Linked DNA regions of Homo sapiens: all the other regions are linked to region 1. Evidence: chromatin loops called from intact Hi-C (ENCODE). Cell type or tissue: mammary epithelial cell. All regions are shown on one strand.

Region 1 (5,000 bases):
GCTCACCTGGATGTTGAGCTGCTTCTAGCGCTCCTGCCTCAGTCAGGTTTAAGGAGAAAGTCATGTGTTAGCTCAAAAAATCTGATGATGTTTTTACTTGGTTCCAGAAATTCTGATAGGGGCTGGAGGTTCAGAGGTGAGTAAGCTAGAAAAGTTCCTCGTTTCATGGAACTTTCATTCTAATGCAGTAAAGGAAGATCATCAAGTGGTAAACAAGCCAACATACACAATAACCTCACAGCCTGATAGGTACTTGAAAAAAATTAGTAAAGGTCATAAAATGTCAATGTTGTTAGCAACGGACTGAGATTAAAGTCTGCTTCTCTGTCTTCCATTCTATTCTCAGGAACCAAAGATAAACTTTTGAAGGGAAAATCTGATTATGCATAATCATTGGACTTTGGCATTTCACTACTTGCCCTTTAAATATTATCTTTTTTCCTCCACAAAACTGCACATGTCATGAAAGTGGAGACAGGGCTGCTTTTTCACTTCACCCCCTCACTGTTGCACATAGTGGGAGCTCAGTAAATATTTGCTGGATGGATGGATGAATTAAGAGAGGTTCTATTTGGTAGTGGTGGAGGGGACTGCTGTGATTGATACTTAAGACAGGTGCAATCCAATTGGTATCTATCAAGGGAGCACCCAACTGGAGAAGCAACATGAAGCAGAACATAGGTTGCCGGTGGAGTTAGGAAACTGACTCTAGGTTTGGCTCATCATTGGCTCCGAATATGTCAACTTCATGGCCCTTTCTGCTCCAACCCCAGCATAGAAGTGTGGAAAGGTAAACCTCAGAGCAGCAATTTGGTGGTATTAGGTATAGAAGGATTTCCATTGTTAGGCCATGGAGAAGAATGGTCAATTCAATGACTTAATATTGCAATTTAGAATCCCAAGAACGCAGGAGAGGTTGTAGGGTCAAGAGGAGATGAGCCTAGCCCTCAGGGATTCTTAAACACTTAGATTATGGTGTTTATGAAGTTACTCTGAGTTCTTCCTTTATTTGCAAAATTGGCATAATCACCAAGTAATGAGCTTTGCTGTTAGTACCCTGATTCTGTTTAGGCCCATTACCTTTGCTTAAACATTATATCCACAACATTCCTAAAATGGTTATGTTTCCTGTTTGAGCCAATTGGAAGTCTGAAGGCTAAAAGCTTTTTTGAACAATCAAAGATCTGAAAGTCAAACTGGCTTCATCAAAAGGGCAGTGAATTTCCTAAGAGAAGAGAGATTCAACTTGAGGCTGGACATGTCAAGGATGTTAAAGATCAAACAGTGGCAAATAATTGAAAAAAAAATGTTTGTATGAAATGCTGTCTGAACCTGACATTTTGTGAGCCTGTGACATAAAACATTCATTTGGTGAGCTGTCAAAGAAGACTTTATCCTCTTATGTATCCATGACAAATACTTGGGATGAGGATCCAGGGGTTTTTCTAGTCCTTGGTTTTCTCATCTGTGAAAAGGGGTTGAAAAATTCTACCTCCTAGAATTCTTGTAAGGCTTCCAAGGGGTAATACTTAGGAAATACCAGGTTCCTAGTCAGCACTTAATAAATCTCAGTTAAATTTGAATCTGAACTCTTTCAATACAGGAGCACTGAAAGTTTAGCCTTTCTCAATAATATAAGCTACCCTGAGCCAAGGCAAAAATCAGTAGGACTCCAACGTTCCCACTCCCTGATTATGGAAGCAGTGAAAAATGTGTTGATTTTATTCTTTTGGTGAGCTGTACACCCACCTAGCAAGACCAGGCCTAAACATATGGTCCCAATTTCTTGTCTCAAGGGAAAGACCAGTGTTCTTAGAGAAGCTAATTTTTACCAGTCTCCATAAAAAGTAATTTCCCATCCATGGAAAGTGGATTGGCCTGAACAGGCTCTGTTAACTGTTCTCAGGGCAGATGCGAAGCCCAGCAGAGGGCACTTGCCTGTGCTAGCTCTACTTCTATCTACTCTCATCTCCAACTTCTACCCTCTGTCTATCTATGAGACCTCACAGGTCTGTTCCTCTATGAAGCCTGTCTTGATTGCTCTAATTGGGTTTAAGTCCCTTTAGCGTATGTTGTCACTGTGTCATGAACATACATCTTTGTAGTAGTGTTAAGCTGGGGTTTGTGAAAGTTTGGGTATTATTTCTCCCACTTGACTGTAAGCCCTGTCTGTGTTGGCTCCCTATATCCCAGCGTCTAGCAGAGAGGCAGAACACACTCCACAGGAATACTTGCAGAAGGGAGAAAGAATGCTTGTGAGGCTGTTGGCTGAAAAGAAAACTGAAAGCAGGAGAGACAAACCATTGTGTGGATAGGCGTCTCACTGCACCGGGCAAAGCCGGGCAAACAGAGGGAGTGGAGGGTTACAACAGGAGGGATTTAGGACAGTGTTCAGGAAGAAAGCTGCTTTGCAAACATCCTTTAAAATTCAGGGCTGCCTAAAGAGTTACAGTGCGATCCCAGGGAAAACAGCCAGCAATTATATCAGCCTCTGCAAACAGAATAATCTGCTTTGCTCCAATCCCGATTTTTATTTTCCATAGGTTTTAAAGAAAAGTTAGAAGATAAACTTTACGGCGAAAGATTATAGGCAGGGTTCTGGCTAGGCTTTTTAAGCTAGGGGGATTTAAGGAAAGGAGACAGTACTCTCTCTCTGAGACCAAGTGAGTCTCTGGGGATGGGTGGAGTCGAAAACCTCTCCCTTGCTGGGCGATACTGTCTTGTGTTGACGTTCAAAAATATCTCCTTTAAGTTATCAAAAGAACCATCTCTTAGGTGCTGTCTGTTAGGGTAGGAGGTGGGCATGCCTAGGTCTTCTCCTGCTGCGAAGGGAAGAAGGAAGCTAGCTGGGGCCTTTCTGCTGAGCCTTTTAGACAATAGCACAGTGAGTACAGACACGTTTCCCTTGACTGCCAGGCTCAGAGCAAGGGCGAGGGTGGCACACAGGCATCTGCTAAGCAGAAAAATGTCATGCCAGGGGCTTCTTCACCAGCCAACCCTGTTCCTAGCTGGCAGGCCACTTCCCAGGCAGTTTCCAAACAACAAAACAGAAGGGATTTCATTTCTCACTTCATTTTTTTTTTTTTGGCTTCTGTATTCCCAGTCCCTACATTCTGAATAAACAACCTTTTGTTGTAAATGGATAACTTGTAAGCCATAGGCACTCAGGGAGAGCAAAGAAGCTAGCTAAGGTGTGGGGAGGGGGAGGAAGAATCTGTGCTCCAAGACTGGGCCTGCCTACTGTGTTGTTATGTGTCTGGGCTACATGTGTCTCCATGTCTCCGCGTCCTCACCTGGAAAGAGGGATAATTCTGCATGCCATATTGACAACCACAATGGTGAAGATGAATTAGAAGGAGGCACCTTGAAAAAAAGAAAAAAGGAAACTGTATAAGAAAAAAAGCCCCACACAGTTTTAAATATGCTCAACTTGATAATTCTTCATAAAATTAGAATCACAGTGACTTCCAGTATGCAGCTGAGTTCACGTGAAGTCTGCAGTCACTTGTTAGAGAAATGCTTTTACGGAATTGCTTCACCAAGCAGAGAACTGGCTCTGCTGTCTCACAGATGTGGGAAGTGACCAGCTTTGATCAGAGTAGCCTTGATCCAGTCACTTTCCTCTCTGAGTTGTGGTTCCCACATTAGTTGAGGGGAAGCTGCCGAGGTGGATGTGTGTTGCAGGATGAAGATAAGATGTTCCCCAAACACACAGAACATGGGTCTTTTCTACTCATTCCAGGATTATTGAGGAAGATCCACCTAAGATGCAAGTGTTAAATACAGTGATGGGGCAGGATGGGCCAAGGGTGATAAACATGCTCATTCTGAGAATTGGTAGTTATGCATAGGACTGCATAAGGCTGGCATAGCCCTGGCGATGTAGGTTCTACTGAGACCTATCCCCAGATGGGGGCCATAACCACATGGGCAGTTGTACAGCCATGCAACCACACCAGTAAGTGGATAGAACCAAGAGCTCCAAAGTTACACAGACAGTTTCCAGTCCTGCTTCTGCCTCCCCTGCTCAGTGCCTCTGTTTACCCATGGGCACACCAAGCTCTAAATAGGATTAAGCATGGCAACTACTCAACACAGTATCTGGTAGAAACCCCTCAGAAACGATAGTATTATTAACAATATTATTACTAACCCTAAGTACCTGGGGCTGCATATATCTCAGCTCTCTTTTCCTCCTGGGCAATTTCCATTTTCTAAACCGAGGTCCTGCTTTTTCAGCAAGGAAACTGTGCTAAATGCTCCCGCATCAGCGTGTGTGTGTGTGTCTCTCTCTAGGGGCTGGGGGCTCAAGTGTTGAAGTTGGTTCAGCGTGTGTGTGTGTTTGTGCACGTGTATGGGTGTGTGTAAGGGCTGGGGGCTCAAGCATTGGCGGTAGCTCAGCGTGTGTGCGTGTGTGCGTGTGTTCAAGGGCTGGGGGCTCAATTGTGAGAGGTGGCCCAGGGGCCGGTTAGAGACTGGGAAGGACGACAGAGGCAAGACACGCAGCGAGTGCTCTCGCGAGAGTTCACCGAGTTGATAAAATTATTAAAACACAAAATACACATTTGCGTGAGGGGGAAAAAATACCCGCTTGTCCGTCCTGTCCCTTCAGGCTGCGCAACGCTGGAGGGCGATGGGAGCTCCACACAGGTGGGACGAGCCTAGCAGGTAAACCTTCCACCGGCCCGAGCTCCGCGACGCCGCGCCCCCAGCCCCGCCCCGCCTTAAAAAAAAAAAAAAAAAAGAAGAAGAGAAAGAGCCGCCGGGAGAAGCGCGGACGCCGCCGCTTCCCGGGCTCCAGCCGCGGCCCAGAAGAGGAGGAGCCCAGACGCCCTTCGCGCGCCATTGGTCCATCCGCCTAGCAACAGCCGCGGCCGGACCAATGGGAGCCGCGAAGCGGCCGGCCCCGCTCCAGAAACTTGGCTGCGGAGAAGTTCGCTGTCCCAGCCAGGAAAACAAACCAAGAGACCCTTCACACCCCAGCCCTAAGTTTTCTTTCT
Region 2 (5,000 bases), 600 kb after region 1:
TCATAACCTGTCTGCTCAAAGCTAGAAAACTTCTGACAATATACAGGCTTTTTCTTTAATAGAAAAAAATATAATTTGTGGAATACTCTTTTTGCTCAGTCATTAATAGGATGATATTAGTGTTTACTGTGTTGTAGCTTTTTTGTTTTGTTTTGTTTGTTTTTGTTTTTGTTTTCCCAGAATTCTCCTCAGGCCATGATGACAAAGATAATTTTAGGTGTACTGTATATTTGTTGTTGTTTATATTCATCCCCAAAGGTAATTCTTCTAACATATTTAATTTTGTACAATGTGTTTTAAATAATTTCTGCTGTCTTCCTCCAGCTGCTTCATAAGTTAGATAAAAACTTGATTCACGGTCTTTATTTCAAGTTTCAGGTTTTGCACTTTGCATCAAATTTTGTTAAAGAAACAACTCCCTGCATTGGAATTTGAAAACACCACTCAGGGAAATCTCAACTGTGCTGCAGTATTTTAAAATAAGAGGTGTATGCAATGATGTTTAACAAGAGAAAGAGCTCATTTAAGGAGACTCGGAAATGATCATTTTCTTGGGTATCTGTTACAGCTAATTCTCAGCAAAGGGGCCAAGCAGAAGTCCTCCAACATTTAGAGACAGGACAGAAGATTACCAGGGAAAGGCATGGCTGAATCTGGAATTACGGGCAAATTAAGAAAACTCAAAATTAATGGCAGAGTGAAAAATTCAGTCATCACAAATTCTCAGACTCATGTGGCCAAGAATCACTCCTGTGACCTACAGACCCTTATACATCATCGGCACCCACCATCGCTGCACAAACATTACCTTTGTAGGGCTGTTGCTCCCCAGCCCTCCCCTATATCCTTGCTTCAAGTCAGCATATGCCCCCACCGCGCCCCCACCTACTTGCTCTGATGTTGCCCAACCAGTCTTTGGTTTTGATTTATAACATAATCGATAAGAAATTGCAAGTCATTTTTTTTTCTACTTCTACAACTTAATCTTTAAAATTCTTTGGCGATTTCATAATTTTCTAAATTTAAAATTGTTTTTTCCTAATAGTATTCCATATTAATTTGGCCAATAAAGGCAAGTAACATAAAGAGCTTTAGGAAATCCTGACAGAATATCATTTTATCACAATGAATAAAATAGAACAGGTTTCAATTAAATGTTAACAAAAAGATTTTTTTCTTATTATAAAATCAAGACATGCTCATTGCAATAAATTCAGACAGCATTCAAAAGTATAAGGAGGAATTTCAAAGTCATCTTCAATCTCCCGGAATAACCACTGTTAACATATTAGGGTGTCTCAACAGAGACCCTTTCACATGCATGTACCCACACGTGTATTTTCAGTAAAATAGGATCAAGCATATATGATTCCTTGCTTTTTTCCACTCAATAATATACCACGGTCATTTTTTTTCTATGTCAGTAAGCATAGATTTCAATAACTGTATTAAATACTGCACAATATTCCACCATATTGATGTACCAAAATGTACTTTTCTAGCCTTATGTGATTGATCACATAGAGCAATTCCAGTATTTCAATATTATAAACCAGCCTGCTATGAGCATACACCTGGCATCCTTACCCATTTGTGGCCTAGATGATTTTTGCAAAATCACAATAATAGTTCTTCAGTTCTGCCTGTTAATAAACCTTTCATGGTCACCATTCTCTCTGGATATTATGGGTGACAGTGCCTGATGCAGACCCAGTAGCTGTGAATGCAGGGTGACTAAAGGAGAGACATTCCTACACACCACCTTGGCTGAGGATGTCAAGAGCAATAGGATCAGGGCCTTTAAGGATTTCTTCAAGTGTTTATACAAAACACTCCCTAGGGCTCCAGAAATAGCTGGGAGACTGGAGGGTGGGAAGCTGAAAATCTTCCCTGTCTTGATAAAGGTAGCTCAGAGAAAGACTATTATTGGTTTCTATTAATGTAACTGACTTCTGAGCTGTCAGGAGGCAAGCTTGCATTTTAGAGCAAATGAATAAATGCGTTTTGGATGCACTACTAACAAAGGGACCGGCTTATTTTAAATTCTCCCCAGAAACAAAACAAATAAAGATAAAGTCTCAGAATCATCACTTTCAGATGCCAGCTCAGAGACCACCTGGAGAAACCTCACTGTCTCTCAGCAGTTCCCTAGCCTGCTGCTTAGAAACCACCAGAATCAGGAACAGCCACCGCCAGAGAACAGCTTCATCCATTATCCGATGCTGCCTCCTTCTGCCGGCCATTAGCAGGTGAACCTTTTTTCCCCCAAAGGAGCACTATTGCTGACTTCCAGTGTATGTAGCCAGGGTTTTAGGAGTGTGGCTGCAGGGGCTGACGGAGCTCCGCAGCCATGACCACTCCCTGTTAGGGAAAAACTTCAAAGCCATGGTGCTGGCTTTTCTCCTTATGATGAATGGGCAGCATGGCAGTGTGTTTTGTTATGCCAACACCATCATAAACGGCTTTAATAATTGCCTCAAACTCTCTGAAATCAGTTGTTTCTACAATTAATGACTGATTTCACAGGGCATTAACCATCCCTAGCAATAGTTCATTAACTGCTGGCGAGTGGGAAGCCATTGTTGGACGGTACTGATGCTGCCTTCAGAAGATTTGCCGATGGTGAGCAGGGACATGTGCCCAGAGGAAAATAACAATGAAGGTAGCTTTTCTGAGCACTTGGAGTCACAGTGCAGGGTGGTGGATGTCAGCAAGATACTTGTAATATCTCAGCTCCAGCCTTAAGCTGTGGCAAGAAAGCCAAGAAGCAAGACAACAGAGCTGAGAGCTAACCCAGAGAGGACTGTGCTGTCTACTGCAAATGGTCTAGAGTCTGCCCTATCTCCAAGCTCCTGTGATAAGGGAAGGTGAGGATCCATGGAGGATGATAGCAGGAGGTTTGAACAATGAATGGGGAAAGTGATAATCTGATTGTAAAGACCAATAGCCCTCTCTCCAGCACAGGACTTGAGCTTCATGAGAGCTGGCAGCAGGCCTTCTTCTCCTCACCAAAGCATCTCCAAGGCCTAGACCAGTGCTGTCATGTGATAAGTGCTCAATAAGTATGTGTTGCATGAGGCCTAGGCACGGTGGCTCACACCTGTAATCCCAGCACTTTGAGAGGCTGAGGCAGGCAGACTGTGTGAGCCCAGGAGTTCGAGACCAGCCTGGCCAACATGGCAAAACCTTGTCTTTACTAAAAATACAAAAATTAGACAGTCGTGGTGGTGTGTGCCTATAATCCCAGCTCGTGGGAAGGCTGAGGCACAAGAGTCACCTGAATCCAGGAGGCACAGGTTGCAATGATGCAGTGAGCCGAGATCATGCCACTGCATTCCAGCCTGGGTGACAGAGCAAGACCAGTCTCAAAATATACATACATATATATATATATATATATATAATTTATATAATATATAATTATAATATATAATTACACATATTTATGTTTATATATTACATACATATATTATATATTATATATTATTGTGTGTGTGTGTATATATATATATATATATTCATTGTTGAATGAATGAAGAAACTAGAGACAGAGAGAAGTTCAACACCAGAGCAAGACATCCCGGTTCAGAACAGAAACCTAGACCTGAAGGGAAAGAGAGACAAACCCCTATTTCTGAAGGAGGCCAAAAGGAGACCTAGAATAGGCCCAAGTTACAGATCATCTGCCTTTGAGGTTCAACTTTCTAAGGGCTCTATGCTCAGTCAAGATCATCTTGGAAATCAGACAAGCTCAGAGATGGCCCACACAATGCATCTACGGGAAAACAGGACTGGGAAGGTAACTGTTTCTTCCCCAAGTGGTGTGTGCTCTCAGACGGCCAACAGGGCCACCATCTTAGTCCCTGGAATGACTCCTTTGGCCTCATCATAAACTCTTCTCTTTCCTCTGCTTTCTAGCCCACTGGCTTCCTCTTGGCTCCTCCCATATATCGCGATTTTTCCCACCCCTAGGCCTCTACACACGCTGCTCTCTCTGGATCTAGTGTGTTTCCCTCTCCTTTTTGGTTCAATCGATCCCTACCCATCCCTCAGGCCTGGCTCCATCATGCTGCCACAGTGAAATCTCCCGACCACTGGAGGTGCTCCCAGCACCAGGCATCCCTTCTGCACTGTTGCAGTCTGTCAGTGCCCTGTTGCTGTTTGGTCAAGACTCATCCTCCAAGGCTGTAAACTTCAGATACCCACATGCATCACATTCATCATTGTTTCCCCAGTGTCTAACACAGTGCCTGGAATGCAGTGGGTTTTCAATACATATTTTTTAAATGAATAAATGCTGATGAATGAGGTCCTTTATTTTCCAGTGGGCAACTAGATCAGAATAAATGCACTGGAGGAATTTGTCAAGTCCTCCAGCAATGAGATGTCTTCACAGTGCACACCTTTGACCATCTTGGGGAATGCAAAGCAGAGGAAACAACAGCAATGATCAAAGCAAATCTTGGGCAGAACTGGCCCATTTTCCTCCTCTGTGTTTTCCTTTGCCTACTCAGGCTAAAACAGCACATTTCCTGGGAGGCTGGGTATCTTTACAGATGAATTCACCACTTTCAAGCATTTGACAAGGGTTGACTTGTTCTCATCTCAGTTGACACCCTGATGCTGGATCTCATAGGTCTCTGGCCTAAAAAAAAAAAAATACACTGGAAACATCTCAAATCCTTCTGAAAATTAAATTGGAATCCATCGACCTAATCTCTATCATGGGCATTATAAATCATTTTTAAGATTACTATGTTTGTTTTTGTTTTTGTTTTTATTTTTGTTTGTGCCTCTTAAAAATAGAAACAAGAAGAAATATGCCTCAGGGAAGGCTCACAGGGCCGACTGGGACCATTGGAGCTTTGTCATCGGAGGCTCCACTCGGGGCTGAAGGGGCTGGGATTAGGGGAAAAACCAGCAAATGAGCTCAGAAAGGCAGGAACAAAAGCTGAAAGAGATGATCTCACCTCATAGCGCCAAAGGAACAAAGCTCCCAC
Region 3 (5,000 bases), 1.6 Mb before region 1:
TGTAATTATAGTGTGATGTTGAAATTGATTGTCTTAGCTTAGAGAGCCTACTTTTTAAAACTTAGGGTCTTGTTTCTAAATCATGTGTTGAAATTACAGTGTGAACTGTAGTTGCCATACTCTTTGATCCTACAAATTGTCACCACGATGAATTCATATCTTGTGCAAATTTTACCAGTTCTACGTGAATAGAAGAAAATTACTTTTTCTTCATGTAGAGAAGGGTATTCATTCCTAAGATTTTAAATCCACACTTCCCAATTATGGACTACGCCAGCTTCCTTTACACCTTTGCTTCTTTGTTTTCTTTTCCATACCTAAATGTTACTAAATTTTGCCTTTGAGCCTAAAGCATGTCATTGATGGTTTTTTTTTTTCTAGTTATTCCAAAAGGTCCCATAAATCTGGGGCCATAGCTAACTTACATTTAGTCATTTTCATGGGTAAAACACACTCATATGAGATCATTGCACTTGGGATCTTGAAATGCCTGATTAGTTTCCTTTCTGATTGTTGACCAGACTTAAACTAGTGGGATCTTGGCATTTATCTTTTTAAAAACCTGGTGCTCATTAAGGAAAGGAAAATATTCTGAAATAATCGAAATAACCTTTTGGGCATTGGAACTCCATTTTAAATTAAAAACATTTGTGCCTACTATTATCTTATGCTAAATTATACCCAGGTATTGTAAGTAAAATTATTTTGAAGTTACTTTGTTCTAAGAAACTATGGAGATTCTTGACAGTGTTAGACAAAGTCCTTAAATGACATTATATAAAAATTGAGAATTAGTACCTTATGACTTAACCATTTTACACTGAGATATTATTGGACATTGAGTGTACATGGAAATCACGTGATCAAAGTATTTGAGAAGTAAATATCTAAAGGAAGAGACCAATTTAAAACATTCTAATGAGCATCATCTCATAATTTGGTAATCTCATGTAAAATGCTTATAATAGGGGTGTGTGTATGTTATATATATTTTTAAAATAAATTTGTAATCATGTATACAGTAGTCCCCCCTTATCCGTGGTGTTTCAGTTTTTTTTTTTTTGAGTCAGAGTATTACTCTGTTGCGCAGGCTGGAGTACAGTGGCGTGATCTCAGCTCACTGCAACCTTTGTCTCCCAGGGCCTGGTGATTCTCATGTCTCAGCCTCCTGAGTAGCTGGGATTACAGGTGCACACCACCACTCCCTACTAATTTTATGTTTTTAGTAGAGACAAGGTTTTGCCATGTTGTCCATACAGGTCTTGAACTCCTGACATTAGGCAATCTGCTTGCCTCAACCTCCCCAAATGCTGGGATTACAGGTGTGAACCGCTGTGCCTGGCCCGTGTTTCACTTTTTGAGGTTTCAGTTACCTGAGGTCAACAGGCATCTGAAAATACTAATTTTGAGAGAGAGAGAGTGTGAGAGACCACATTTACATAACTTTTATACAGTACATTGTTATAGTTCTATTTTATTATTATTGTTGATCTCTTACTGTGCCTAATTTATAAATTAAAATTTATCCTAGGTATGTATGTATAGGTGAAAGCATAGAATACATAGGGTTTGGTACTATCCAGTTTTCAGGCATCACTGTGGGTCTTGGAACGCATCTCCCGAGGATAAGGGGGGGCTACTGTCAGTGTGAACCTGATTAGATCTCAACTGAAACTTTTTTGTCACATGAGGCCATCAGTTGAATTTCATGCCTGCATGTAGGTTTAGATTTTAATTACTTTTTTATGGTGTCAGCATAACAAATGAGAGTCATACAAACTATTGTTTAATGACAAAGTGGGTCAAACCCATAATTAAAAAAATTAATAATAGATTTTTGTTCTACTTGAGGTTTTGTAGCATTACGTAAAGCTTGAAAACTTGGAAATTGTTTTACTTAAAACCCAATTAAAATAATTTGATCTTTTGCTTTTACATCATAGAGTGGCACAATAAAAATTGTAATGGAAGATGTTATTTTACATTTTTTTTCTTTTTTTTTTTTTGAGACGGTGCCTTGCTCTGTCACCCAGGCTGTAGTGCAGTGGCGTGATCTCAGCTCACTGCAACCTCCGCCTCCCGGGTTGAAGTGATTCTCCTGCCTCAGCCTCCTGAATAGCTGGGATTACAGGCGTGAGCCACTATGTCCGGCTAATTTTTGTATTTTTCGTAGAGACAGGGATTCACCATGTTGGCCAAGCTGGTCTTGAACTCCTGAACTCAAGTGATCCGCCCACCTTGGCCTCCCAAAGTGCTAGGATTACAGACACTAGCCACCATGCCCGGGGGTGTTGTACATATTTCCTTTAATCTAAAAGCAGAACCATCTTTATATATTTTTATTTTTTTCCACTAGAGGGCTCTGTTGCCCTTTGATATAATTAAACAAAAGAGGCAGCATTGCAATATAGTTCTGTTCCTCTCAGTCCATCTTGCTTTCATTTTGGTTAAATAATGTCTTTTACTTTTCTAACATATCTTTTAGGTCTTCTAATTCTCTGTGATGAAGTTCAAACTGAAGACTGTTACTAGTGTCGTGTTTGTTTCTTTTTCTCTCTCTTTTGTTTTGTTTGTATAAAATGCCAGGGATGAAGGGATCCACTTAATAAAAAGGCCCATTGTGTTCAGGGAGCAGCCTGTTCTGCCAAATCACACAAGGGCATGTGTTTTCATGACATTATTGCTTTTGAGTGTGCTGGCCTAGCAATAATATGATTTTTTTTTCCTAAGTGGAAATTGTAATATTTAAGTATTAATACCTCTGTTTAAGGTTCATTTTGAACGCCTTGGTGACCCTATGTTTTTTTCTTTGTTTTTTGTTTTGTTTTTTTTTTTTTTGTTTTTTTTTTTTGTTTTTTTGAGATGAAGTCTTCCTCTGTTGCCCAGGCTGGAGTGCAGTGGCGCATTCTTGGCTCACTGCAACCTTCGCCTCCCAGGTTGAAGCAATTCTTCTGCCTCAGCCTCTCGAGTAGCTGGGAGTCCAGGCACCTGCCAACACGTCTGGCTAATTTTTGTATTTTTAGTAGAGATGGGGTTTCACCATCTTGGCCAGGCTGGTCTTGAACTCCTGACCTCATGATCCACCCGTTTCGGCCTCCCAAAATGCTGCGATTACAGGCGTGAGCTACTGCACCCGCAACCCTATGTTTTTTTCTAAGAATATAGTGTCCCTTGCCCCCTGCTACAAGCCTTACCCAGTGTTACATAATTTATTGTAATTAAATTGTTTATTAATGATACATTCTTGCTGTAGAAGAAAACGTGTCCTTTTGGGCTCAGTACAGTATATGTTTCTTAAGTAAGAGGGATCATATTAAACCAGCTACTTAATGTGAAGCAGATAGCCAGTGTTCTCCATGTACAATCTTAGGGAGGGTAATTTTTGTTTTGGCTGTGTAATTATGGTTTGAGGCAGCCCATTAATCGCATATTTCAGCTGTCAAATAGAAATTTGGCCCAGAAAGGAATACACTTTGGCTTTACAAAACTGCTTATTTTCAAATTTTTAAATGGGGACAAAAACGAATATGCTATATTATATACTTTTATTTATATAATTTTTTTTTCAGCAACTTTTTCTCTTTTGAAAATGCAAGAGCCTGAAAAACATTGTGAATATACTTGTAACATTGCAAAGCTATTTCACCAGAGTAAAGATATTTTGGTTGTTCATATACGAGTGTGTTCGTTGTTTATCTAATAAATTGTTAAAACTAGATGGCGATTCTGGGAATTATTATAGACTTCATAATAAATAAGATGCTGACAGTTGAAACCCCCTTGACCGTTGCCTGTTTGGTATGACACAGACCTTCTTGGACTTTTGTAGCCTATACATGAGTAGATATGAATCCTCAGCCTTCTCCAAAATAAGGTTGGGGTCACTAGGAGGCCTTCTTGGAAAGATGTCTTAAATTAAGGCACCAGTAGATGGATCAAAAAGCAGGTTCCAATAGCTCGCTTTTAGTTTCTTGCCTAAATTTGTGATCTCCCTTTGGCTTCATAAATAACGGTACATTTCATGAAGAGCTGGTCTCAGTCTACACAAGCCTAACTGAATGGGGTGCATAGGAAGGGTTGCATTGTGTGACAAGGTTTAAATCTAATTGTTTTAAGTCTTTGAGTTATTTGCTCACCAGGCTGTGCTTGATGGTTTTACTTTTTGTGATTTTTGGAGCCTTCATGTTAGAAGCCATAGTCATATGGTGCTCTCTGAAAGCAAGACAAGGTTTCTTCACTAGACTCTAAGAGGAGATCTGAGACAGAGAGATGGGGGCGGGGAGGAAACCTATTTCAGTGTCTCTACTATTTCTACCTAGGTGGAGGATAACTAGCCAGATGAACGGAGCTAAGCCTTTTGTATGAAGTTTATTTCATATAAAGAGGAACAAAATCAGAATCAAATTTCTTCTGTAGTTGCACAGAAACTGAAGTTAAAGCTAATACAATGTTTTTCATTTTTACCCTTACCTCTACAATGTACTTAATTGTTACAGATTCGTATTTATTGATTATCATGTTGTATTACATTGATAGCCGTTTAAAATTTATGAAGATTCCGTACTTGTCATATTTAATTCTCAGCACCGTGCTTACAGCTGTCTTGTGATAATGTCGAAAGGAAAGAGAAGGGAGGTGAGGTAACGTGCTTGAGATCATACAGGTCTTGGGCGGCGGGTGCCTGCAGGATAGATCAAAGGGTAATTGAGTCTGTGCCTGGGGCCCCTTCCACTGTACATGCCACCATCCTGTTGGGAGGAATAACAGCACACTCCTGAATGAGCTCTTTCTAAGCAGCTCATTCATTTTGTTAATCCTGAGTTTGGAATCAACCAATTTATTTAAACCCGTGAAGCCTCGCTCTGTGCCCGGTCAAGTGCTGGGAGTGGCATCTGCGGGGAGGGCCAAGGCAGATGTCATTTCCAGACTGCATTGGATCCTGGATTCAGAAGCTGAAGCTTAGGAGTGGGCATGGTGGTTCACGCCTGTAAACCCAGCCC
Region 4 (5,000 bases), 320 kb after region 1:
CCCTACAATGATAAAAGCCAAGGAATTAATAGTAAACAGACAACATTCCCCAAAACACCGGTGTGTATACATGTGAGATAGACACAATGTTATAAATTGAGATACTTAAGCAGACCATCCTTTATATCCAGTGATCAATCTATTTCATCCATTCATCTAACCACCCATCCATCCATTTTTCCATCCATTCATCTATCCAGCTGTCTATCCATTTGTCCATTTATCTATCAATCCATTTCATCCATACTTCCACCCATCCATCCATTCATTCATCAGTCCATCCATTCATTTCTCCATCCATTCATCTATCCATCTGTCTTTCCATCCCCGGCCTCCTCATCCATTCATCCACCCGTTCATTAACCTATCCTTCCATTTTATTCATCCTTCCATCCATACATTTATCCATCCATCATTCCATCCATCCATTCACCTATTCATCCATCCACCCATCCATCCACAGATATTTATTTAGTACTCTAACATTTTAGTCTCTCTACTACTAGTTTGGGAGTCCATAGTGAACCAGGTAGACACATTTTCTGCCACATCAAGTTGTCAGTCATAGAGGGAAATATAAATAATTAAACAATGTACAGTACAATGTAATTAAGTATTGAGATGGGAGTTCAAGGTGCAGGCAGAGAACATCCAACAGTTACATAGCTCTGGTTTAGAGTCATCAGTTGCAGTCTCTCTGAGGAAACTCTTCCTGGGAAGAAGGAACCAACCCTGTAAGATAATTAGATCTAGCTAGTCAGGTGCAGGGAAGCTGGAAGAAAAGAAGGGCTTTAACATTAATTGAATATCTATTTCATGCCAGATAACAGGTTTGTCACATTACAGATAGTTCTTCAATTCATTTTCACAGCAACTAGAGAAAACAGAGGCTCTGCACAGTAAAGTTGCTTTCCCAAGTGCTCAGAACAAGAGACATACTTTATAAATGACCCAGGTTTTCTCTTGTTCCAATGTCTTTACTCTTTGTCTTGTTCCATGAATTCCCCTCCACCACACCTCCCTTGGATTATGAGTGAGTTGAAAAATTCAGGGAGGTTTTTGACACATTCTCCAACCAAGAAAGATAAAGTATGTGGGCTCTGGATTCAAACAGGCCTAGATTTCAATTCCTTTTTGACATCTACTAGGAGCATGACTTTAGGCAAGTTATTTAACCTCTCTAAGCCTCTATGTTCTCATCTGTAAAATGGGGATAGTAATAGTTTGTACTTCAGTGCTTTATAAAAAAAATAAGAAGTGCAAAGTTAGTAGAGTATCTGGTCCTATAATAGTTCAATGCATGTTTTTATATTATTCTTTTCATTATCTCCGCAGAAATAGGCTTGTTTTATAGAAGAAAACATGATGAGATACGACACAGAGGAGAAAATCTTCAATGCTTTAAATAAAGAGGCCTTTGTTCCTTCTTGTCCATCAACTAGAGAGAAGCGTTGAACCCCATGGTATACCCCAACCTCACAACAACCTTAACAAATAGGTCTCAGTATATTTTTCCAGCCTCGACTATCACTTAATCCAGACATCTGAGACTCTAGGGCAGCCTCCTGGAGTAGCTCTGAGTTTTAAGCCTCTTCCAGCCCTTTTGAGAGGTCAAAACCAAGGAGGTATTGCGTGAGAACTCCCCATCCTCCAGAACTACCCAGTCTGAGGGTAGAAGTTCGTGAGCTGCTGAATGTCACCCCTGTCCTGCCATTACCGAGTGCACCGTCACCTTGGAATGCGCTTGGGGTGAGGGCAGATGGTGATGGAGGCTACTTCACATAGACCTGGCAGGAGACCCTAAAGGGCTGGTCCCTCCCTTCAGGGCCCTACAGAGGCCTTCCCTGAGTCTTTCCCCACTCTGGGCCTCTTTTCCTGCTATTTTCACCCATTTAAATGTGCTTGTCAGATTCCTGCCAACACACTTGGTTTTGTAATGTTGTGTAATACCTCGAGCCACCTTAATGAAATATTCACACTCCCTTCTCTGTTGGAGCATTCACCCAGGTTCCCAGAAAATTCTCTCTCTCTTGTTTTCAAAGATATACCCCCAAGAAGGAAGACCCTGAGTGAGGCCCATGACCCCCAGTAGAGGCAGGCTCAATGGCTGGGGCAAACTGCTCCATAGAATGGGGTTTGGGGAGCCTCCTGTCTCAGGCTCCTCCTGGAAGAACTGAGAACCCTAAATAGAATGGCTAGGAGCAGGAATATTTGAGTTGGGACCTCCTGGGATAAGACCCCCACCCCGGGAAATAGAGAAACCTTTCTCCTCAAGATTAGCGTCCTAGCTAATTCTGCCTTTAAAAAGCAGCCCTGCGGACCCAAAGCATCTTGACACTGAGCAAAGACTGCCACCTGTTGAATACTCAGGATAGTGTGCTCCTTCCAAGGCCTCCAGGCTCCAGGGTATATGCTGCAGGCACAGCCTGTCCTCTACCCATCCAAGCTCAGAAGTGGGAAAAGCCACCCAGTGCTGATTGCGTAGACCTTCTGGCATTCATCTGTAAAATAAGGCGGTTGCCCTGAGTGACCTCCCACAGCTCAGGGAAGGTGAGTTGACTTGCCTTGGTCACAAAGTAAGTCAGGAGCTCCTGACCTCTTTCTGATGCCGCCAGAAGCACTTCCTACCCTACCACTCTCTTTAGATTCTGTTTGAATTTATTTTATGAAGGTATTTTTAAAGACATAAATAAAAGAGCCCAAATTGGCAAAAATACAGGTTGGCAAAACATCAAAGTGAATATACAGGTGGAAACAGCACTCACATTAAAACCCAGAATGCATCTGGTCCCTAAAGGAGCATCCTTCTTTCACTCTTACAGTTACCCTCTGCTCCAAGGGTAATGAGTATCTTGATTTCTAGCTCCATAGGTTAGTTTTGCCTGTTTTTGAACTGAATACAAATTGATTCATACATGTGATGTCACTTTTCTCACTCATTGTTTCATTTGTGTGATTTAGTCTTTCCCTCTGTGTCATAAGAAACCATATTTTTTTTAAGGTGGGATGCGGAATTATACCTGAAAACTGGAAAGACTTTGGAAATTATTGAATGCAGCCTTATTGTTCTTTAGTGAGAGAGGGAGGCTCAGAGGAGGAAGGGATCCGTCAAAGGAGACATAGCATGTTCAGAGGTTTCTCTATTAGATGACAAGACTCCCATACAGATGGCCAAGGGGAACACAGAACTTGGCACTCAGGCCAGCACTAAGGACACTGGTCCCACTTAACATGTCATCAAGCCTTAGGAACACTTTAACAGGTTCTAGTCTAAGACCATAAGTATTGTCATCCTCATTACCAAATGTGGCATTTTGCCCACTGTACTCATTCAACAAACACTCAAATATTTGATGAGTGAATAAATGGATCTCAGTACCTCACTGCCTTCATTCCGGAAATGGATACCTTATTGTGGGTCCTGACTCTCTCACCAGTTATGATGAGGATAGATGCAGTGATACCTGGTTAAGAGACTGATGTTGGTTACAAACGAAAAACTCTTGCAATGGACAGTGTCCATTGGTTGTACTCATGGGCTCTGAAGCTAGACTGACCCAGATTCCATTACTACATCTAGGATTTATGTGTTTGTTAATCTTAGATGATCTTTCTTTCTTTCTTTTTTTTTTTTTTTTATACTTTAAGTTTTAGGGTACATGTGCACATTGTGCAGGTTAGTTACATATGTATACATGTGCCATGCTGGTGCACTGCACCCACTAACTCGTCATCTAGCATTAGGTATATCTCCCAGTGCTATCCCTCCCCCCTCCCCCCACCCCACCACAGTCCCCAGAGTGTGATATTCCCCTTCCTGTGTCCATGTGATCTCATTGTTCAATTCCCACCTATGAGTGAGAATATGCGGTGTTTGGTTTTTTGTTCTTGTGATCGTTTACTGAGAATGATGATTTCCAATCTCATCCATGTCCCTACAAAGGACATGAACTCTCCATTTTTTATGGCTGCATAGCATTCCATGGTGTATATGTGCCACATTTTCTTAATCCAGTCTATCATTGTTGGACATTTGGGTTGGTTCCAAGTCTTTGCTATTGTGAATAATGCCACAATAAACATACGTGTGCATGTGTCTTTATAGCAGCATGATTTATAGTCCTTTGGGTATATACCCAGTAATGGGATGGCTGGTTCAAATGGTATTTCTAGTTCTAGATCCCTGAGGAATCGCCACACTGACTTCCACAATGGTTGAACTAGTTTACAGTCCCACCAACAGTGTAAAAGTGTTCCTGTTTCTCCACATCCTCTCCAGCACCTGTTGTTTCCTGACTTTTTAATGATTGCCATTCTAACTGGTGTGAGGTGGTATCTCATTGTGGTTTTGATTTGCATTTCTCTGATGGCCAGTGATGATGAGCATTTTTTCATGTGTTTTTTGGCTGTGTAAATGTCTTCTTTTGAGAAGTGTCTGTTCATGTCCTTTGCCCACTTTTTGATGGGGTTGTTTGTTTTTTTCTTGTAAATTTGTTTGAGTTCATTGTAGATTCTGGATATTAGCCCTTTGTCAGATGAGTAGGTTGTGAAAATTTTCTCCCATTTTGTAGGTTGCCTGTTCACTCTGATGGTAGTTTCTTTTGCTGTGCAGAAGCTCTTTAGTTTAATTAGATCCCATTTGTCAATTTTGGCTTCTGTTGCCATTGCTTTTGGTGTTGTGGACATGAAGTCCTTGCCCATGCCTATGTCCTGAATGGTGATGCCTAGGTTTTCTACTACGGTTTTTATGCCTTTAGGTCTAGCGTTTAAGTCTTTAATCCATCTTGAATTGATTTTTGTATAAGGTGTAAGGAAGGGATCCAGTTTCAGCTTTCTACATATGGCTAGCCAGTTTTCCCAGCACCATTTATTAAATAGGGAATCCTTTCCCCATTGCTTGTTTTTCTCAGGTTTGTCCAAGATCAGATAGTTGTAGATATATGGCATTATTTCTGAGGGCTCTGTTCTGTTCCATTTGTCTATATCTCTGTTTTGGTACC
Region 5 (5,000 bases), 110 kb before region 1:
ACTACTGAAAGACGTGTCTCACAATATGAACTTTACCCAGACTCAAACTCCCAGGACCTCTACAGGCAAGGCTCTGGTGATGGTGAGCCCCAGGCCCTGTCCTGAATGAAGGTCAGTCTGATTCCAGACAGACCCCCTCTGTTTGATTGTTATCCCTGCTGCCTGAAAGCCCTGGGTGGTGATGGCCAGTCGCACTGGAGGAGGCGTCAATAGCCATAAAGTGAATAATTACATATTTCCCACTTAGGCTCCTAGTATGGGGCTGAGAGAGAGATCCACAAATAGGGCTGCTACTATGGAAGCTCATGAGGGAAACTGGCCTGAAGCTGAGGAACAAGATGGGGTGGGTTCCATTACCGCAATTAGCTCACTGTGTAAACAGCACTTAAGGGCTCTATCTGGGAGTTTGCAGTAATCCATCTGAAATAGACAACTATTTTATGCAGGGAGGCATGAGGGGAATTCTTTCCAAGTCAATTGAATAGTCTAGTCTGCAAACAGTCCTCTTCCTCCTCTTTCAGGCTCTACCTTGCCTCCCCCTCCCCCATAACAGCTGTGTTCCCTTGAATGGTCAATCAAGCACTGTATGAACCTGGCATGTGGGAAACTTTCAGCATTGCCTGGGCTCTGTTTATCCCATGCTGGGGTTTTGCTGAATTTCTTCTTTCTTCCTCCCTGACAATCGCCACGCTCTTTGTTCTGTCCGCTGTGGATTTGGGTGTTACAGATACAAGGGGTAAGAGAGCTGTGTTTGCTGTAGAAGTAAGGTGCCTCTGCAAGGAGTTAAGAGGCCCCCAGAGATTCCTACCCAAACCTTCCAACGTTTCTCATTCTTCTGAGGATCTGCAGGTTGCCTGTTTGTGTGCAGCTCCTGAATGTTTCTCTCTCTCCCTCTCTCTCTCTCTCTTTCTCTCTCTCTCGGGAATCCTGGTTGAGGCCACCATTTTATCATCAGACTGGACTCTGGGTAAAGCAATGCTGCCCAGAACTGGGAAAATTCCAATTACTAAGTTTTAGAAACTGAAATATATTATACCTTTTTTAGCAACCTATTCTCGTATTTCTCCTGTTTTGGCTCTTTGGAAGGAAATAGCTAAAAATTGTCATGAAGAGATGTTAACCAGGTTAAAAAATATAACATTGACATAGTGACTCTAGCGGACCATAGTTTACTTGCCTCCTTTCCCCTACATCCCGGTCTATGTAATTTGAGATCATATACATTTTGTATAAAAATCTTGAAACAAAAATGAAGGTCTGAATCTTGACCAACTGTTTAGTGACTTAAAGGATTTTTCTATAATATCAAATGCCTCATAAAGAATGGTAAAGAAGGCTGGGCATGGTGGCTCACACCTGTAATCCTAGCACTTTGGAAGCCCAAGGTGGGTGGATCATGAAGTCAGGAGTTTGAGACCAGTCTGACCAACATGGTGAAACCCCGTCTCTACTAAAAATACAAAAATTAACCAGGCATGGCGGCGCGTGCATGTGGTCCCAGCTACTCAGGAGGCTGAGGCAGGAGAATTGCTTGAACCCGGGAGGTGGAGGTTGCAGCCAGCCTAGATCACGCCACTGCACTCTGGCCTGGGCGACAGAGTGAGACTCCATCCCAAAAAAAAAAAAAAAAAAAGAATGGTAAAGAAAGTGCTTGTGACAAACAAATATGTCCCCAAACATGGCCAAAAAGTCCCCTTGGTGGGTGGTGGTGCATAATGGCCCCTAGTTGAAAGCCACTTTCTTGAATGAATGAATTTTTATAACTCTACAAGTTGAGGGTTTTACCTCAGAGAGGTGCAGTGTCTTGCCAGAGACCATCCAGGTACTGAGAGTTAGGGTTCAGGCCCCTTCCATAGCTCTGCAGCTGTGCCATGGATTGTTTCAGAACATTCCTTGCGGCCTGTAGCAGGGGCGGACCTTTTAGGTTCCGTCTAGTGGACATAGTACAGTAGGCCTCCTTTCTCAGCATACAGAAGCTTTCTAGATCTGGCTGCAAAATGAACAACACAGTCTCTGTTATAAAGAAAACCACAGCTTGAAAAAAATAGTACGGACACAGCTGATTCACCAGGGTGACTCATACCTGGGATCACGGCGCCTCGACTCGGCTTCCCATGGCCTGTCGTGGCTTGCGAAGGACCATGGCAACTTGAACAGACAGAACTTTCCCCTTGAATGCTGGGGACGGATCCACCCGGCTGGGTACAGGGTGAGTTCCACGCAGCCAGCCGTCAAGATAACTTTATCAAGGACGCGGAATCAGATTTCAGAGAATACAGTGGACAGCCTTGGAAGGCACTTGGAAGTTTCCAGTCCTATCCTGGCCAGCTCAGTGCACCCCTCTGTGAAGAGCTTATGGTCCTTGGGAGCAGTGGCCAGTTACAGTGTGCACAGGAAGGCATTTCAGTAATCATTCAGCGAGGTCAGAGCTGGTGCGGGAAATGGGTCTTCACATGCAGGCAGGTACGGGTGATAATTATCCTGGAAAACTTGTCACGTCAAGCTCGGAGTTCGTCTCTTTACCTATAAGCCCATAATGCCACTGTGATTACATCAGGCCTCTGGGAGGCCACGTGCGTGGTCCTCTGTTATCTGTTGATAGATTACTCTGTAATTGCACTCACATCGTTTTCTTGAGGACAAGAGGGTGTAATTGTCTTGTTTTGTGTGTCTCACATTTCTCATTGTGCAGTTAATCCCCCTGATCTGGTTCGCTGAGAGACTGAGTTTATAGAGATGTGGGTGAATTTCCACTACGCCCATTAGGGGTCTTTGTGCCCCTAGAGCCCACGGTTGCCCGAATTCCACCCATTAGAAAAAAGAATGGGCTAATTAAGTCTGGCAGCCTAATTTTGTGCTTTCTAATTTTGCCCTTTAAATGCATCATAATTATCAGATGCAAAATACATTTTCAAATGCAGAGCCAGTGACGGGTGTATTTTTAAATGTGCAGGGCTAAGATGGGAGTTAGCAAAGAAGCAGGCAATATTTTTAACTTGTATCATCGGGCAGGAAAAGGCCATTGTTTCTCTGATTCCCACCACTGCATTTGGAATGAAAATAACATTTATTCCAAGTGCTACTGAAATGCCTGTATTGTGTTGCTGTCACTGGAAACGCTGCTGGGTGACATGTTCTTTGGGATGTGCTTGGACAAAGGAGGTGAGATCATAGCCTGAGACTCGTGGCTTCACGTTAAGGCATGGGGTACATGCCTCTACAGAGGCTGCGAGAAGTCAGGGTTGGTGTAGATAGGAACTTGGAAGAGCTCTTGGTGACCAAGTAACAGAAGTCCTTTCTTATTTTTAATGCTTTTAATAGCTCTTAAAATTATTGACAAAAGCATGTACCCAAAGCCTTTGATTACTGGAGCTTTTGGACATAACTTTTTTTACTTGTCCCCAACCCCTCCTAAGAGGTATTTTACAATTTTATTCAAAGCGAATCCTGAAAACAAAAAAAGTCATAATGACATATCATATTACATTTAAAATATGTATGTATCTTGCTTAATGTGTGCAGTCCATATAAACTGTGTATCCCATATATCAATGCAGCATAATGCATTTCAGTGGATCTAGCATCAAAAATAACCATGAAAGAGAGGTTAGCATGAGACTCGGCTCCTTGGAGTGGTTCCCTCTGCAAGTTTAAGTTTCTTCATTTCATGAAACCCTTTGTATTTTAGATGGAGAATCTTCTCCCACTTCCCCTACGGGAAAGGACAATGTAGTCTCTGCACATGAACCCACTGCTCCTTCTTGGACCCTGGGGTACATTCCAAAGGGGTGTTGACATCTCACCGCAGAGACTTGGAGTGTAAGAAGAGCAAATTGCTCACAGGCCTCTATGCCAGCAGAGCTCTCTGGAAGCCACTGGATCTTGTCTGGAATCCCTTCTAATTAGGTACAATAAAACGGATCGCATACATGTTCATAGCAGCATTATTCCCAATAGCCAAAAGGTGGAAGCAACCCAAATGGTGAATGGATAAACACATTCATGTTATGGCCCATGATGGAATATCACTCAGTTGTAAAAAGGAATGATGTCCTGATTAATGCTGCCACATGGAATAACCTTGAAAACATGCTAGGAGGTGAAACAAGCCAGACACAAAAGCCACATTTTGTAGGATTCAATTTCATTATTGGTTGATTTGAGAATCAATGTTTTTATGTATTCTCGCATTGCCCAATTCCAAAAAGGGTTTGGAGCAGCTTACAAACATGCCCACGCAAAGGGAGCCACAAAATAATGGCAAACTGACAATGGAACGGAGGGTGAAGGAAGAAATGGTGAATATTAGACTTGTGGTGCACAACCCAACAACGTGCAACGTTCACTTATCAACCAGGCAGGTTTACTTAGGACAGAAGAAAAACCTGATGTGGCTACACCATTCTGTCTGATTCCATTTACATGGAATGCCAGAATAGGCAAATTCATAGAGGGAGAAAGTAAATTCGTGGTTCCAGCGGCTGAGAGAAGGGGTTCATGAGGAGTTACTACTTAATGGGAACAGGATATCCTTTTGGGGTGTGATGAAGATTCTCTGAAATTAGAAGATGGTGATGGTTGCACAACCTTGTGAATATGCTTAAACCATTGAATTGTACATTTTAAATGGGTGAATTTAAGGTTATGTGAATTGTATCTCTATAAAAATATTGGGTTACATTATAAAATTGGAAAAAAAAAGAAAGATCGATGACCTCTTTACTTCTATGTTTTCCCTTAGAAATGGAAACCAGATATATGTTTCAATATTGATTTGGTGATGCTTGGTTTCTTTAAAGGAGAAAAAATTTCTGTGGATAAGTGATAAGGTGGCTTGAGAGGCTGTCCACGGACCCAGCAGTATGGGGGGAGGAATCCCCCTGTGGAGACAGCACAGGTGATTGTCCAGGCCTGAGAAAGGCAAGGCTCTTGTAGAGCTCGCAAAGCTCAGTGTAAGAAAATAAATGGGAGCAGGCACACATTACCCTTGGAGCCAGACA

Evidence for each region. Peaks named below come from ENCODE experiments on the same cell type or tissue, not always from the same donor. Only the 100,000 strongest peaks of a DNase experiment are listed, where the experiment ranks them.
Region 2: it touches region 1 in a loop (6-fold over the local background); 4 of 110 quality-filtered maps call a loop at or near these places.
Region 3: it touches region 1 in a loop (10-fold over the local background); 2 of 110 quality-filtered maps call a loop at or near these places.
Region 4: it touches region 1 in a loop (15-fold over the local background); 17 of 110 quality-filtered maps call a loop at or near these places.
Region 5: it touches region 1 in a loop (2.9-fold over the local background); 2 of 110 quality-filtered maps call a loop at or near these places.

Annotation. Positions count from the first base shown.
Region 1 is chr16:79,765,860-79,770,859 of GRCh38, forward strand. It overlaps MAFTRR (MAF transcriptional regulator RNA), which reads right to left and starts at 4,673. Exons shown (of 6, transcript NR_104663.1): 1 at 4,588-4,673; 2 at 3,294-3,363. LINC01229 (long intergenic non-protein coding RNA 1229) reads left to right here and starts at 4,612. Exons shown (of 4, transcript NR_104660.1): 1 at 4,612-4,668. RefSeq lists an enhancer at 4,713-4,762 and silencers at 4,760-4,958, 4,883-4,932. In mammary epithelial cell, CTCF peaks have their summits at 1,920 (motif pointing right) and 4,631; a DNase peak (open chromatin) is centred at 4,792; H3K4me3 peaks cover 870 bases; H3K27ac peaks cover 1,638 bases.
Region 2 is chr16:80,367,550-80,372,549 of GRCh38, forward strand. The region is part of intron 2 of DYNLRB2-AS1 (DYNLRB2 antisense RNA 1); the gene reads right to left. Among named protein-coding and RNA genes, the nearest start is that of DYNLRB2, 170 kb to the right of the region's middle. In mammary epithelial cell, a CTCF peak has its summit at 2,245 (motif pointing left); no DNase peak of the experiment used is centred here.
Region 3 is chr16:78,120,617-78,125,616 of GRCh38, forward strand. All of the region lies in intron 4 of WWOX (WW domain containing oxidoreductase), which reads left to right. Among named protein-coding and RNA genes, the nearest start is that of WWOX, 23 kb to the left of the region's middle. In mammary epithelial cell, a CTCF peak has its summit at 2,365 (motif pointing right); a DNase peak (open chromatin) is centred at 2,375; H3K27ac peaks cover 362 bases.
Region 4 is chr16:80,082,441-80,087,440 of GRCh38, forward strand. All of the region lies in intron 2 of LOC105371357 (a long non-coding RNA gene), which reads left to right. All of the region lies in intron 3 of LOC105371358 (a long non-coding RNA gene), which reads right to left. Among named protein-coding and RNA genes, the nearest start is that of LINC01228, 260 kb to the left of the region's middle. RefSeq lists a silencer at 2,291-2,360. In mammary epithelial cell, a CTCF peak has its summit at 2,357 (motif pointing left); a DNase peak (open chromatin) is centred at 2,381.
Region 5 is chr16:79,656,365-79,661,364 of GRCh38, forward strand. No RefSeq gene overlaps it. Among named protein-coding and RNA genes, the nearest start is that of MAF, 58 kb to the left of the region's middle. In mammary epithelial cell, no CTCF peak of the experiment used is centred here; a DNase peak (open chromatin) is centred at 2,067; H3K27ac peaks cover 1,820 bases.